Linked DNA regions of Homo sapiens: region 2 is linked to region 1. Evidence: chromatin contacts called from ENCODE Hi-C or POLR2A ChIA-PET data. All regions are on one chromosome and are shown on one strand. The core of a region is the stretch at or near the end of the contact, and the rest is flanking DNA. Distances in the headings are between cores, read along the strand shown. Region 1 overlaps PLEKHG1 (pleckstrin homology and RhoGEF domain containing G1). Region 2 overlaps PLEKHG1 (pleckstrin homology and RhoGEF domain containing G1).

The links. A loop is a pair of places that touch in the nucleus more often than their neighbours do. ChIA-PET counts read pairs that join two places held with the same protein, here RNA polymerase II (POLR2A). Pooled maps may share reads with other maps.
Region 2: a loop to region 1 is called in a map of mammary epithelial cell, with 4 times the contacts of the local background. The contact joins two enhancer-like sites. A Hi-C loop is called at or near these places in 5 of 168 maps with a recorded cell type or tissue (Calu3, MCF 10A, PC-9 and 2 more) and 9 of 50 pooled maps. POLR2A ChIA-PET finds 5 or more read pairs at or near these places in 4 of 52 experiments (A673, Panc1, activated CD4-positive, alpha-beta T cell and 1 more).

What each region holds. Positions count from the first base shown.
Region 1 is chr6:150,666,544-150,673,231 of GRCh38, forward strand. All of the region lies in intron 2 of PLEKHG1 (pleckstrin homology and RhoGEF domain containing G1), which reads left to right. Among named protein-coding and RNA genes, the nearest start is that of PLEKHG1, 70 kb to the left of the region's middle. Within about 2 kb of position 2,013, at least 16 of the 41 ENCODE cell types and tissues checked have a DNase peak (open chromatin) inside an H3K27ac peak, as active enhancers do; they include mammary epithelial cell, where a contact is called at or near this core.
Region 2 is chr6:150,810,824-150,817,958 of GRCh38, forward strand. All of the region lies in intron 11 of PLEKHG1 (pleckstrin homology and RhoGEF domain containing G1), which reads left to right. Among named protein-coding and RNA genes, the nearest start is that of MTHFD1L, 51 kb to the right of the region's middle. RefSeq lists enhancers at 2,537-2,636, 2,877-3,026. Within about 2 kb of position 2,633, at least 11 of the 41 ENCODE cell types and tissues checked have a DNase peak (open chromatin) inside an H3K27ac peak, as active enhancers do; they include mammary epithelial cell, where a contact is called at or near this core.

The DNA.
Region 1 (6,688 bases), core at 763-3,262:
CTCCCTTTGCTCACCTCTGCAGTACCTAGGTGTTCATTGCAGACACAGAAAAGACCTACTCCTAAGTATCTCATGTTATTGATGAGAAAATTGCAGTCTGGAGAGAGCTGGCAATACCATCAAACGTGCACAGCAAGTTCATGTCAGAGACTGAGCTGGAATCAAGATATCTTGCCTTCTAGCTTCATACAGTTGCCATCATACCAGCTGCATTGATAATTTTTTTTTTTTTTTTGAGATGGAGTCTCACTCTGTCGCCCAGGCTGGAGTGCAGTGGCGCAATCTCGGCTCACTGCAATCTCCGCCTCCCGGGTTCACACCATTCTCCTGCCTCAGCCTCCCAAGTAGCTGGGACTACAGGTGCCCACCACCACACCCGGCTAATTTTTTTATATTTTAGTATATGGAGTTTCACCGCGTTAGCCAGGATGGTCTCGATCTCCTGACCTCGTGATCCACCCAACTCGGCCTCCCAAAGTGCTGGGATTACAGGCGTGAGCCACTGCGCCCAGCCTGATAAGATTTTTAAATTTTCTCCAAAAGGGGGTGTGTGTGTGTTTGTGTGTGTGTGTACAATGCTTAGGGATGCCAAGCTATTTAAATCATATAGCATGAAAACTGGGCCTGTCTAAACATATATTAGGGTTGGGTCTGCATCACCTTTAGTTAGCTAACTACTAATATTTCAAGTTTTTAGCATCCCTAAAATGTTTGCTCACCAGTCTTTTTAAATATTATATTGCTGCGGACATAATTTTTTTAAAAAGAGTTTCTACATATGATTTTGTGAATACTTAGCCTTTGACTAAGGATTGACTCTGAAAAGGCTGTTTCTATTATCTGTTCAGCCAAGTCTTGTGTTTTCAACATATATGTACTAAACAGCATTATGTTGTCTTAATATGACACTAAAATGGGGTTCAAGGCAGAACATACTTCTGTTTGTTACAATTTAGGATCATAAGGTATCTTGGAAAATAGTAGTCTGAAGTACAGAATCCAAGGACAGCCTCCTGTGGTTTATTACTTTTATTTATAGCAGTCTACTTTTTCCTATTTGCAACAGATTTGGCTAAACAATGTTTTATTAATTCAAGCAGGAATATTTTCCTGCATTGAATTTGCATTAAAATTGCCTAGGAAATAATATTACCCGGTTTTCCTCACACACCCTCTATGCTGCTAGAGAACTTTTAGAAAAGCTGAATTCAGAAGTCTGCAAATAAATGAAACTGTGAAAAGTAGAGGTGACTCTCCTTTAGAACTACAAGGGATAGTGAATCCATCAGCAGTCACAAGTAAAAATACTGTCTTCTTGTGGTAGAGTGCTACTTATTCCTTTAAAAGCTTTTCCAGCCCATCAGCAGGTATTAAAATGTTCAAGGCCTCTTGTCTTTTTGTAAGATGTGTGTATAAAAAAGAATTCAGAGCAGAAGGTTTGAAGATTATCTTGTATACAAGGGCGGCTAAAATACGTGCAATAGGTCTTTCCAGGAATATGAAAGTGAAGATTGATGCCGAAAGTCTCATTGCTGTTTTTCTAAACTGGTTGCTGTTGGCTGTGAAAGCTTTCTTTGAATTAGTGAAGGTTTCATGTGCCCACACATAGCCTGAAGTGAGAAACTCACTGTTGCTTGTGCTTGCCAAAAGCAGACATAAAGCATTGGCTGCCCTACCTGTAACTTCTGCTAAAAACAGAACACAAAATTATCATGGGAGCCTTCAACAGCTAGAACACCATCTAAACAAAGTAAAAAGTGATTGGATTCTTTATGGCTCCCTCAAAGATTTTTCAACTCCCTGTAGTCCAGTTCCAAAAAAAGGAATGATGGTTTTCTTGGAGAGCCAACAGTTCCCTTTGTAAGTTTCTGGAATTTTTGTACATGATATTTTGAGTTCTTCTACAATAAAATTTAATGGTCCATTTGAGAAAGTGTACTCATATTAAATGTAGTGTCTATTATTGGGTAGTCTGAGACAATTCCTGAGTGCTCAACTCTCCTTTGATCTGTCGAAACATAGTGGTTGCCATGGAGTCTTGCTGGCCGATGACCAAGTAGGAGTTCCACATTCCACTCAGCTGGGCGCAGTGTTCCTAATCAGGCCGGACCTGAAACTCTAGCACAAAGGACTTTAAAACCGGAATGCTTTATGTGTAATCACTGAAAATAAGTTGATTATTTGTAGGGCAGAGTATGGTAAAGGTTAAAAATTTCATGTTTCACTTATTTAAATTTTGATTTGTTTCTGGAAAAATATTTTAGTCTTCTGATGATATGAAATGTAAAATTCTCTCTAGTCCCCCTGCTTTGTACAAAGTAATACAAAACAAGATTTGTCTTATTTGACCTTAAATATAAATAAAATGGCAGCTGAATTATTGTGAGCAATGTAGCTCAAGTATCTGGCCGTCATCTTTGCATTTTATTGCAGTGATGACTCCATGCCATTGTTAATCTGGATTTATTTTTAAACAGTTTAACTAGGGCCTTTTTTTGCAGGCTTTTCTTTGTTTCTCCCCTACTTAGTTCTGAGGAAAGCCTAAAATAAGATCCCTGTAAACACTGATGTTCATTTTTTAACTCAAACATTTGCACAGCCCCACTGTGGGTTCAGGAAAGACAAAAGGAGGCTCCTGACTTAGATCTAGCCCTCAAATAGAGAGGGGAGAAAGCCTTGAAGACACATCACTGTAGATAGCTGGGATGTGTTTTTGCTGTACAGAATGAGTAGGAGTGAGGAGAAAAGATGACTTTTGCCTGGATAGATGGGGGGTTGAAGAGGCTTCTGAGATGGTTTTTGATTGCCTACCGAGGTCATTCTCTGACCTAGTTTGATGTCTAACTCCCTTATAATTGCATCAGCTTGAACCCATAAGGCTTCAGTCTGTGGGGAGAATTAACCCTTTAGCTAATGGATAAAATAACGCGACGTTCTTTGGGGTTAAATTTTTGCCTAAATTACTTTTAATACCTTACTCGATGTCAAAGTTACTGGAACTGTGTATTTAGTCCTTTCGGCATCATCCTATGCTGTGTAAAGAATTATTCTTTTTTTTTTTTTTTTTTTGAGATGGGAGTTTTGCTCTTGTTGCCCAGGCTGGAGTGCAGTTGCGCGATCATGCCTCACTGCAACCTCCACCTCCCAGGTTCAAACGTTTCTCCTGCCTCAGCCTCCCGAGTAGCTGGGATTACAGGCGCCTGCCACCACGCCCAGCTAATTTTTTGTATTTTTAGTAGAGACAGGGTTTCACTATGTTGGCCAGACTGGTCTCGAACTCCTGACCTCAGGCGATCCACCCACCTCGGCCTCCCACAGTGCTGGGATTACAGGCGTGAGCCACCATGCCTGGCCAAGAATGATTTCTTAAACTTCAATCAGGTCCTTACCAAAAATGCTCTTCATGTGGACATTGCCATAACCCAGATTTTGATCCTAAAATGTATTTCTAATTTCCTTTTCAAACCATTCCTGGGATAACTAAGGGATTTTTGTGTTTAAAGAAAACAGTGGCTTTATTAATTTTTACCCTTGGTCCTCAATGAGATAATTGTTTATTTTTCTTCATAAGCCCCATGGATTTTGATAGAAGAAAAATATTGATTATACAGTATTTTCACATATGTTTATGTTTTCAAAGTAAATAAACAATGAGGAATCAATTTTCAAAAATCAGTAACATTGTGGGTTTTTTTCTAATAAAAAATCAACTTACACAGGTTTTTCTTTTCATAGCCTTCCACTGACCTTTATTTCATTGACTTTATAAGGAATATGTTCTATTTTGTTCATATTTGTTCATATTTTTAAAGCCATGTATAAGATAAACGTTGCGTTTGTAATAAAGAGTAAACCTAAGAACAAGGCACAGAGATGGAAGGCTAACCCAGAAGGACAACATCGAAGCCCTGAGCAGGGCAGCCACCTACGCTACACAGCCGCAGCATGCGCTACCAGTACCAGTCACAAATCTGAGCATGGGCGCCCCCTGGAGTTGTACCAACATGTCAGTCCTAGAACTAAGGGTAATAAAAAATGCTTTTGCATTCTTGTGCTCATTCAGCAAAACTTTGGAGTTCCCTATTTATCCTGGGAAGAGTGGGGAAACCCTGGGCCACATGAGCATACATAGATAGCTAAAGGGTCTGTTGGTTGTTGACCCCACATAGTCCATTTGGCTGAGGGAAATGACATAATGTTAACGCTTATGTTGCTTCTTTTTCTGTGTTATTTTATTATTGTTGTTGTTGTTATATGAGTAAGTTCTTTAGTGGTACCCATCACCCATGAATATACTGCACCATATTTATAGGCTTTTATCCCTTGCCCCCCCCTCCCATTCTTTCCCCCAAGTCTCCAAAGTCCATTGTATCATTCTTATGCCTTTGCGTCCTCATAGCTGAGTTCCCACATACCAGTGAGAACATACAATGTTTGGTTTTCCATTCCTGGGTTACATCACTTAGAATAATAGTCTCCAATCTCATCCAGGTCACTGCAAATGCTGTTAATTCACTCCTTTTTATGGTTACATAGTATTCCATCATATATATATATATATATATATACACACACACACCAGTTTATTTATCCACTCATTGATTGATGGGAATTTGGGTTGGTTCCGCAGTTGTGAATTGTTCTGCTATAAACATGCCTGTGTAAGTATCTTTTTTGAATAACGACTTCTTTTCCTCTGGGTAAATACCTGGTAGTGGGATTGCAGGATCACATGGTAGATCTACTTTTAGTTCTTTAAGGAATCTCCACAGTATTTTCAATAGTGGCTGTACTAGTTTATATTCCCACCAGCAGTGTAGAAGTGTTCCCTGTTCACTGCATCCACACCATATGTTGCTTCTTTTTCCTCCGTCCTAGAGTATTCCTTAAAAGAGGAAAGGACAGAGCCATTATGGGTAAGAAGGAACCAGTGCCCCAGACTGTTGAGGAATTGGTCAAGTCAGAAATCACTTGCTCACTCTGAGCCAACATTTATGGAAGGACTCCATATGCCGGGCACTGTAGTAAGTGCTGAGGAGACAGTGCTTACATTGGTAGTGACACCTGCAAGAAGCTTAGAGTCTAGTGGAGCTGAAAGATAACAGTTTAAAAAACCCCAAGTATATTATTTTAAATTGTGGTCAGTGCTATGAATGAAGAGACCAGGATGCTCTAAGAGATCACATTCTAGTCACAGGAAAAGACTAGGGAAGACCTACATGAAGTTGGGACATGAATGAAAGAGTGAATGAATGGAAAACCAGTGAGGCTGGAGGCAGTGAGCAGTGGGGATGGGGTTGGAGAGAGAGATGAGGACTAGCTCTTGCACAGCCTTGCAGACCATGTTAAGGAGTTTGGTTTTTATTCTAAATGCAATGGGACTATATTTATAGGTTTTAAGCAGGAGGGTGATGGAATCCAGTTCAGCTTTCTAAAGATTCACTAGCTATTGGGTGAGAATGAATTACAGAAAGTGGGGTGGTAAAGAGATGACAAGTCAGAAGCCTTGTGCTGCAGGCCAGTCAAGAGCTGGTGGTGGTCCCTTGGGCCAAGGGGTCCCTGATAATAGAGAAGTTATTCTCCAGGACACAAAAAAATATGCAGATGTTATCAAAGAACCCCTCTTTGGGTAATGGAAAAAGAAAATGCTAAGTCTTAATCCCAATATTTCCCCCACCTAACTCACCTTTTATCTGCTGTGCAAGTACTCCCTCCTTCTCTCTATATAGTGGAGAAAATTAGAGCCTGATTCCACGGGTGTTCATATGAATAAATTAATGCTATGAGGTGCTTGGAAGTCCAGTGCAAAGTCTAGCAGTTGCTGCTACCTCCTCTGCTTTCCTCGATGTCCCGTTAAGTTCCCAGGGGAAGCCAGACAGCATTTATATTGTTTGATCATGGAGATGAGTGAAAATTGAGATTAAGGATGATTTCACAATTGTCTTAGAAGTGGAATCCTTTGAAAATATTTCATTAGTTGCTCATTCTAAGTATTAGCCTATATTAAATTGATGCTCTATTTCACCAGTAGGAGCATTTAGGTGAAATCAGAGGATAGAAAAAATTAGTGGATAATTAAAGGAATGGAAAAAGAAAAATATAGTTATCTGTTGTTATTTGTAGATGTTTAATTTCATTTCCAACCAGGTCATTTTATAACGACAGGAAGATGAGAGTCCTCATTTTTCAAGTTTGAGTGAGAAGAAAGTGTACCATTTATAGATAAAAAAGATAAGATTAAATAAAGTAACTGCCACCTTCTGATGCTCTCATTTCTCTCAGTATTTCTGCAGGTAGACTGAAAGCATGAGTGTCTACTTTTGAGCAGAATGAAATAAATAATTCAGCATTTTCTACTGCATATCAACTCTCTGCTTATTTCCCCCTTCAAATTGCATATTCTGGCAAGATTTCTCACTTGTAAAAGCATTTAATTACTGTGTTTGGCAGTCATGGTTGGTTGCATTATATAAACAAACACCTACTTCAAACATTGAAACTGATTTTTTTCATAGTCGGCCGGAAAGCAAGACTATTTGATGTTCAGTTTGGATGCCCTATTTCTGATTATATAATTTAGGTCTGGGAATAGAATTTTGGCATGTATCTGCAGTTCTTATGCCATAGAAAATTAACCTTTAGCATCCTCTCTAAAAGGGCAAATCATCATGCATACAAGTTCCAAAAA
Region 2 (7,135 bases), core at 1,383-3,882, 140 kb after region 1:
GGCAGGAGAATCGCTTGAACCCAGGAGGCGGAGGTTGCAGTAAGCCGAGATCGTGCCATTGCACTCCAGCCTGGGTGACAGAGCAAGATCCTGTCTCAAGAAAAAAAAAAAAAGATTCACATGAATTGCAGGCTCTGTGGAGGTGGTGGTGTTTTTCCTTTTGGGGCTTAAAAGAAGATCAAGTTATGAGAATTATTCAAAGGTGCATGAAGCACCTATGGGTGTAAAGCTGTGCTGGGTCCCATGAGGGTGCTCGGGAGACAAGATACAGATTCGGCCAAGAAGGAATCTGTAGATGGGGAGCCAGCTGCCAAGCCATGAACCGTTTGCCAACCATGAAGACATAACAGAGTATAACCCAGGTGTTGTGGAAGAATAAAGTGTTCAATTGCGTTGAGTGGAGAGAGGAAGGAAAACATCTTTTACCTCAGTCTTAAAGGATAGGGAATGTTTTTTTTTTTTTAAAGACAGGATCTTACTCTGTCGCCCAGGCTGGAGCACAGTGGTGCAAACATGGCTCACTGCAGCCTTGACCTCCTGGGCTCAAGACATCCCACCACCTCAGCCTCCCAGAATAGCTGGGACCACAGGCTTGTGCCACCACACCAAGCTAATTTTTGTATTTTTGGTAAAGGTGTAGTCTCATCATCTTGCCCAGGCTGGTTTCAAACTCCTGGGTTCAAGTGATCTGCCTGCCTCAGCCTTTCCAAAGTGTTGGGATGACAGGCATGAGCCACTGTGCCCAGTCTTAGGAATATTTTTATTAAGTGGGAAAAAAGGAATTAAGGAAACCAGACCTAGAGACCTGCATTAAAAAAAAAAAAAAAGAGAGAATGTATGCGCTGTGTTCAGGGCGCACAGACGGTGCCAGGATGGGAGGGCTGAGTTCTCAGGGACTGAGGCAGGGGCTGGGGCAGGGACGGGAAGGGCAGGAGCCCCTGGAGGGCTGTGAGCATGTGCTCTGAGGAATCTGGACGCGTTCACACTGGGAAATTACTGCAGGCTTTGGAGGAAGGGGAGATGGCGCAGTCAGTCCTGTGTTCTGAGAGTGTAACTTTGGGGACAAGGTGACAAATAAGTGGCAGGAGTGAGGTTGGAGGCTGGAGAAGATAGTAACCCACCACCATGGCCTAGAAAGGAGCTGAGCAGTGCTGCCGTGGAGCCACAGCGACAGAGGGAACAAATGCAGAAAGTGCCACTGAGGCAGGAGGCAGGATTTTGCCCACTAAAAGTCAAGGCTGAGTCAGGGGTTGAAGGAGAGCATGGTACTGTGAGTTCTGAGACAGGCAGGGAGAGGAACCTGTGAGATGGGAGTGAGAGAGAGGAGCCCTCTGCTCTCACTGGCACCCGTGCTGCTGGGCAGGGTCAGCCACAGGTGGAAATTCAGGTCTTGGAAGCTAAGGATCAGGAGACTCTTGCTAGAGGCAGTAATTGAAGCCCTAAGGTTTAATAAGATGGCCCACAAAAATGTGCAAAGGAAAGATGAACCCTTGGGAATCCCAACATCTAAGTGATCAGCAAGCGGGTGGGGGGATTTGGAGAACAGCCAAAGAAAGATTGAAAGAGTAGCAGAGGAGGCAGGGAGGATGTCTGAGGAGAAGGCACTGCGCTAACAAGGAAAAAGCACATCTCAGAGATGGGGGAGACACAGTCTCAAAGGCTGCCGAGGTCAAGGAGATTTAAACAGAAAAGCAGATTTTATATTTGGCAACTAAGAGAAAAGGGAGAGATCACAGTGGGTTGCAGAAAAAGGGGGATTAAGAAGGAACGGAATGGGTATAGACTTTTTTATATGTAAAGTTCACAAAAGGAAGAAAAAATGATAGTTTGGAGAGAAAGGCAAGAGCAAAGCAAGACTTCTCGTCTGGCTCGAATGCCGAGTCCATGAGCAGATGGCAGGGAAGGAGGAGGAAGGTGGGAGAGGAGACAGTGGCTCACTTCTTGTTGGAACGGGGCCTGGGGAGGTGGGAAGGAAGAGGATGGGACACACAGGAATAGGGGCTCATCTTGGAAAGGGCTGGAAGCATCTCTCTGAACCAAGGGAGAAAAAGATGAAAGACAGAGGAACTTTGAGGTGGACTTGGGGGAAGACAAAGGGTTCGATTTCACTCGTGCAGATAATAAAGTCATCTGCTGAGTGAGTGAAGCAGAGAGCAGGGGTGTCTGAGGGAAAGTGGAAAGGATCAGAAGAACACTTGCTGGCCGGGCGCGGTGGCTCACACCTGTAATCCCAGCACTTTGGGAGGCGGAGGCGGGCAGATCACGAGGTCAGGAGATCAAGACCATCCTGGCTAACACGGTGAAACCCCATCTCTACTAAAAATACAAAAAATTAGCTAGGCGTGGTGGCGGGTGCCTGTAGTCCCAGCTACGCGGGAGGCTGAGGCAGGAGAATGGCGTGAACCCGGGAGGCGGAGCTTGCATTGAGCCGAGATCACGCCACTGCACTACGGCCTGGGCGACAGAGTGAGACTCTGTCTCAAAAAAAAAAAAAAACAAAATGGACCAGTCACTAGAGATGACTAGAATAGCCTGTGAAAGACATCAAAGACCCAACTGAGGCTGGCCCCCATGAATCAGTGTGATGACGTCATTTCAAAATCTGCTCAGCAGCTTGGAAACTACTGGTGAAAACCGTGGTGTGTGTGGGTTCCTCCAGGTTGGGAACCGGCAGAGCTGGTAGGGGAAGGTTCCCAGGGCGGGGGTGGGGAGGGTGCCAGTGAGCACGCAGTTGCAGTAATTGGGCATGACATTAGGCTGAGTGAAGAGGAAAACCAGCTGGCGACAGAGGCGTGGGGTGAGGGACTGCAGTATTGTCATAAAGCCCGGTTCAGCAGGACTTAATGTGAGAGAGAAGGAAATACCCTAATCTGTAATTGAAGAAGGGACTTTTGGAGTCCTGCCTTAGAGGTGGGACGGTTTTGAGTGTGATCAGGTTCTGGAGGTGGCTCTGATTCTGTGCTGCTGCTCTGGAGTGGAGGAAAAGGTCATTAGAAAGTGGTCAAGGAACTAGGGTGGTGGGTGGATTATTCACATGGATGGTGAAACAGTCCAAGTTGGGGCTGGGAGGAGTGAGGTGGAGCAGACAATGGGATGATGATCATGAAAATTGAACTGGGTGGAAAATAAGGGCTGAGATTTCTGAGAAAGGGGACAGTCTGTTTTGTTCTCTGTATATTTTGACAAGCATTTGAAGCTTGTTCTCAGGACTGCCAGCAATGATTTGGTCCTCAGGAAATGAATGTGCATAGGTGTGGACTTGGACCTAAGCATGAGTTTTCATTTCGTCAGGGTGTTATGAGATGAAAGGGAGCTCATGCAGAGAGGGGACTGCATTTTCTTTATGATTAGTCATTTTGTTGCTGGCCTGGTGCCTTAGAATGCCCTTCTGAGCAATGGCAGAGTATCTTTGATGGGCCCCACCCATTGTTTACCTGTCTGCTGGGAAAATCAAAATTGCTAACAAGATTCTGAAAGGCAGTTACAAAATGAGACCCCCTTACATACCTGTCTTTCTCCCACGCTAGGCGTGTGTGCCTCAGGAAGTTCCCTTTAAGTATTCAAATGGTTAATATAGTCAATATAACATCGTACTTTCTCCCCAAGTTGTCGATCCTTTCTATCTAAAAACATCTTTTCAGTTACAACTTATTGAGCATACACACTGTGCTGAGTACTTTATATTCTTATTTCACCCTCACCAAAATATGTTATGAGGTAGTTCTTATTCTTCCCATTCTAGAAAAAATAAAAACAGAGGCTGAGAGACATTAAATAAACTGCCCAAGTTTATATAACTAGTACATGACCAAGCCTGGATTGGTCTATCTGGCTCCAAAGAGCATCCTAACCACATTATTCCCACTGGCAATAAAAACACCTTTTTTTGTTTTGTTTTGTTTTGAAACAGCGTCTCACTCTGTCACCCAGGCTGGAGTGCAGTGGTGCAATCTCCATACAAGAAAAAGCACACTGCCACCTCCACCTTCTGGGTTCAAGTATTCTTGTGCCTCAGCCACCCGAGTAGCTGGGACTACAGGCGCACACCACCACACCTGGCTAATTTTTGTATTTTTAGTAGAGATGAGGTTTCACCATGTTGGCCAGGCTGGTCTCGAACTCCCGGCCTCAAGTGATCCACCTGCCTCAGCCTCTCCCAAAGTGCTAGGATTACAGGCACAAGCCACCACACCCAGCCTCAAACACGCTTGTCTAATATACTTTATTCACTATAATGTAATCATAATTTTCTATTTAAGCAGGATTATCATTAAAGTGAACTTTCCACATCTTTCCTCGAGATTATTTCTTATTTTCCTAAAGTTTTCAAAATGTATTTCTATTATTTCTGTGAAATGAATGCATAGTGGGAAATTTTAAACATCAAGAAATGTATCACCAGTCTAATAATGTCAACACAGCTGTGGGAAACTCATTAGTTACAGCCTCCCAGCTGCCTTCCGTTCTTTTAATTCAATGATGGTCCTTGGCTGACACCTAGTGGAAATCCTGGAAACAGTACTTTAAAAATTAAATGTCCAGACAAAAAAAAATTCTTGAAGTCAGCTTTACAGATACCAGGGAACTTCTTGGAAATAGCCATATTGCCCATTAGTATATGTGGTAAATAAATTTAACTCTTCTCCAAATTAATTGAAAATAAAGGTGAAGGTATTTTGCATTTTATATATTAGTATGTTTCTGTAATTGCACTTCCCAGAGAGAGACTGAGCTAACATTTGTGTTTGCAAGTAATTTCAACTCATAATCTCAAACTCTGAATGTATGAGAGAGATAGCTATCAGGTTACAAAAATTGAAGCATTTGTTTTCTCTAAGGTGACTGTGTTGAGGCTCCCCCAAGCCCCACACTTTTTCACTAAACGTGATCGCCACTTAGCCGAAATATTTGTACTGGGATATCACAGATGGTAGCAAAATAGAGTAAAATTATTTTAAAAGTTATTTTTAGCATAGTGTTTTGTAGGTTAAATTATACTACCCTTAAAAAATGAAAATAACTTTAAAGAGGCAAGAAAGGCTACAATCCCCTAGGACAGTGGTCTTCAACCTTTTGGGCACCAGGGATTGGTTTTGTGGAAGATAATTTTTCCACGGATGGAGGCAGGGGGAGGCTTTTGGGATGATGAAAGCACATTACGTTTATTGTGCACTTTATTTCTATTACTACATGGTAATATATAATGAAATCGTTCTACAGCTCACCATAATGTGGAATCAGTGGGAGCCCTGAGCTTGTTCTAGCCCTGAGCAACTAGACAGTCCCATCTGGGGGTGATGGGAGACAGCGACACCCCAAGTGTGTTGCTTATGTCCAGTCTGCTCTCATCTTATTTTGGTCACTGTCACTGCAGAAAACCCTGCTTCACAAAGATAGGATGTTGGAAATGGAAGCAGGCTTTTGTGCTTTTGTGGCAATCTCAGGATATTCGCCTGGACTTTAATCCAGAATGTAAGGAGGTTTGAAGTTGTCTCAAACATACTTTTTTTTTTTTTTTTTTTTTTTTTTTTTTTGAGATGGAGTCTCATTCTGTTGCCTAGGCTGGAGTGCAGTGGTGCTGCAACCTCTGCCTTCCCAGGTTCAAGCAATTCTCCTGCCTCAGCCTCCTGAGTAGCTGGGATGTCAGGCACACACCACCACGCACAGCTAATTTTTGTATTTTTAGTAGAGACGGTTTCACCGTGTTGGTCAGGCTGGTCTTGAACTCCTGACCTCGTGATCTGCCCGCCTCAGCCTCTCAAAGTGCTGAGATCATAGGCGTGAGATACCACGCCCGGCCTCAAACATACTTTTAAGGCCACCAGATGCAGCTGTACAATTGAAGTACATCAACTCACTTGCCACGATAAAGCCTGCCACCAGATGCAGCTTAATTGCTCCTTGACACTCACTGACAGGGTTTTGATATGAATCTGCAAGCAATTGATTTATTATGGTCTCTGTGCAGTCAAACCTCTCTGCTAACGTTAATCTGCTCCTCAGTGCTAGCATCACTGCCTCAGCTCCACTTCAGATCATCAGGCATTAGATTCTCACAAGGAGTGCTGCAACCTAGATCCCTCGCATGCATAATTCACAGTAGGGTTCACACTCCTATGAGTATCTAATGCTGCCACTGATCTGATAGGAGGCAGAGCTCAGGCTGTAATGCGAGCCATGAGGAGCCACTGTAAATCCAGACGAAGCTTCTCTCGCTTGCCCACCACTCACCTCCTGCTGTGCGGCCCAGTTCCTAACAGGCTACGAACTAGTACTAGTCTGTGGCTCGGGGGTTGGGGACCCCTGCCCTAGGAGAGTGGGTGGAACTCACCAGTTGAGCTGATCATTGAATCCTAATGACCATTCTGAAAGAGAGGCTCCCTGATCCCACTGTCCAGTTGAGCTCGGAGAGCACCCACCTAGTGAAGTGCCTGAGCTGGGATCACAGACATTGTCCTTCAGGGCCGTCTCACTCTGGGAGATTCTGGGGCACACAGAAGAGATGGGAGGTGCAGGGAGTTGGGGAAACAGAGAGACTTAGCTCATGATAATCACAGCATTCTGCAGGAGGAAAGACAACAATGAGAGGAAACTTCCAGCAGCCATTTTGCAATTAACTCAAAATAGTTACAAGGCCATAGTGTCATGGTGAGGGCTGGTGATAAAGATACCAGGCTCCGTGCCTTGAGCTTTTGAGTCAGTAGATCAGGGTTGGGTGGCAAGAATCTGCATTTTTTTTTTTTTTTTTTTTTGAGACGGAGTCTTGCTCTGTCGCCCAGGCTAGAGTGCAGTGGCTCAATCTCGGCTCACTGCAACCTCCGCTTCCTGGGTTCAAGCGATTCTCCTGCCTCAGCCTCCCTGTTAGCTGGGATTACAGGCACCCGCCACCATGCCTGGCTAATCTTTGTATTTTTAGTAGAGACGGGGTTTCACCATATTGGCCAGGCTGGTCTTGAACTCCTGACCTTGTGATTGTGATCTGCCCGCCTCAGCCTCCCAAAGTGCTGGGATTACAGGCGTGAGCTACCGCGCCCAGCCGAGAATCTGCATTTTTAATAAGCTGGCCAATGAGTGCTGATGATCAGCCAGGCTTCGGAACCAGCCTCCCTCCCTCCTCTTTCACAGGATTGGGGGT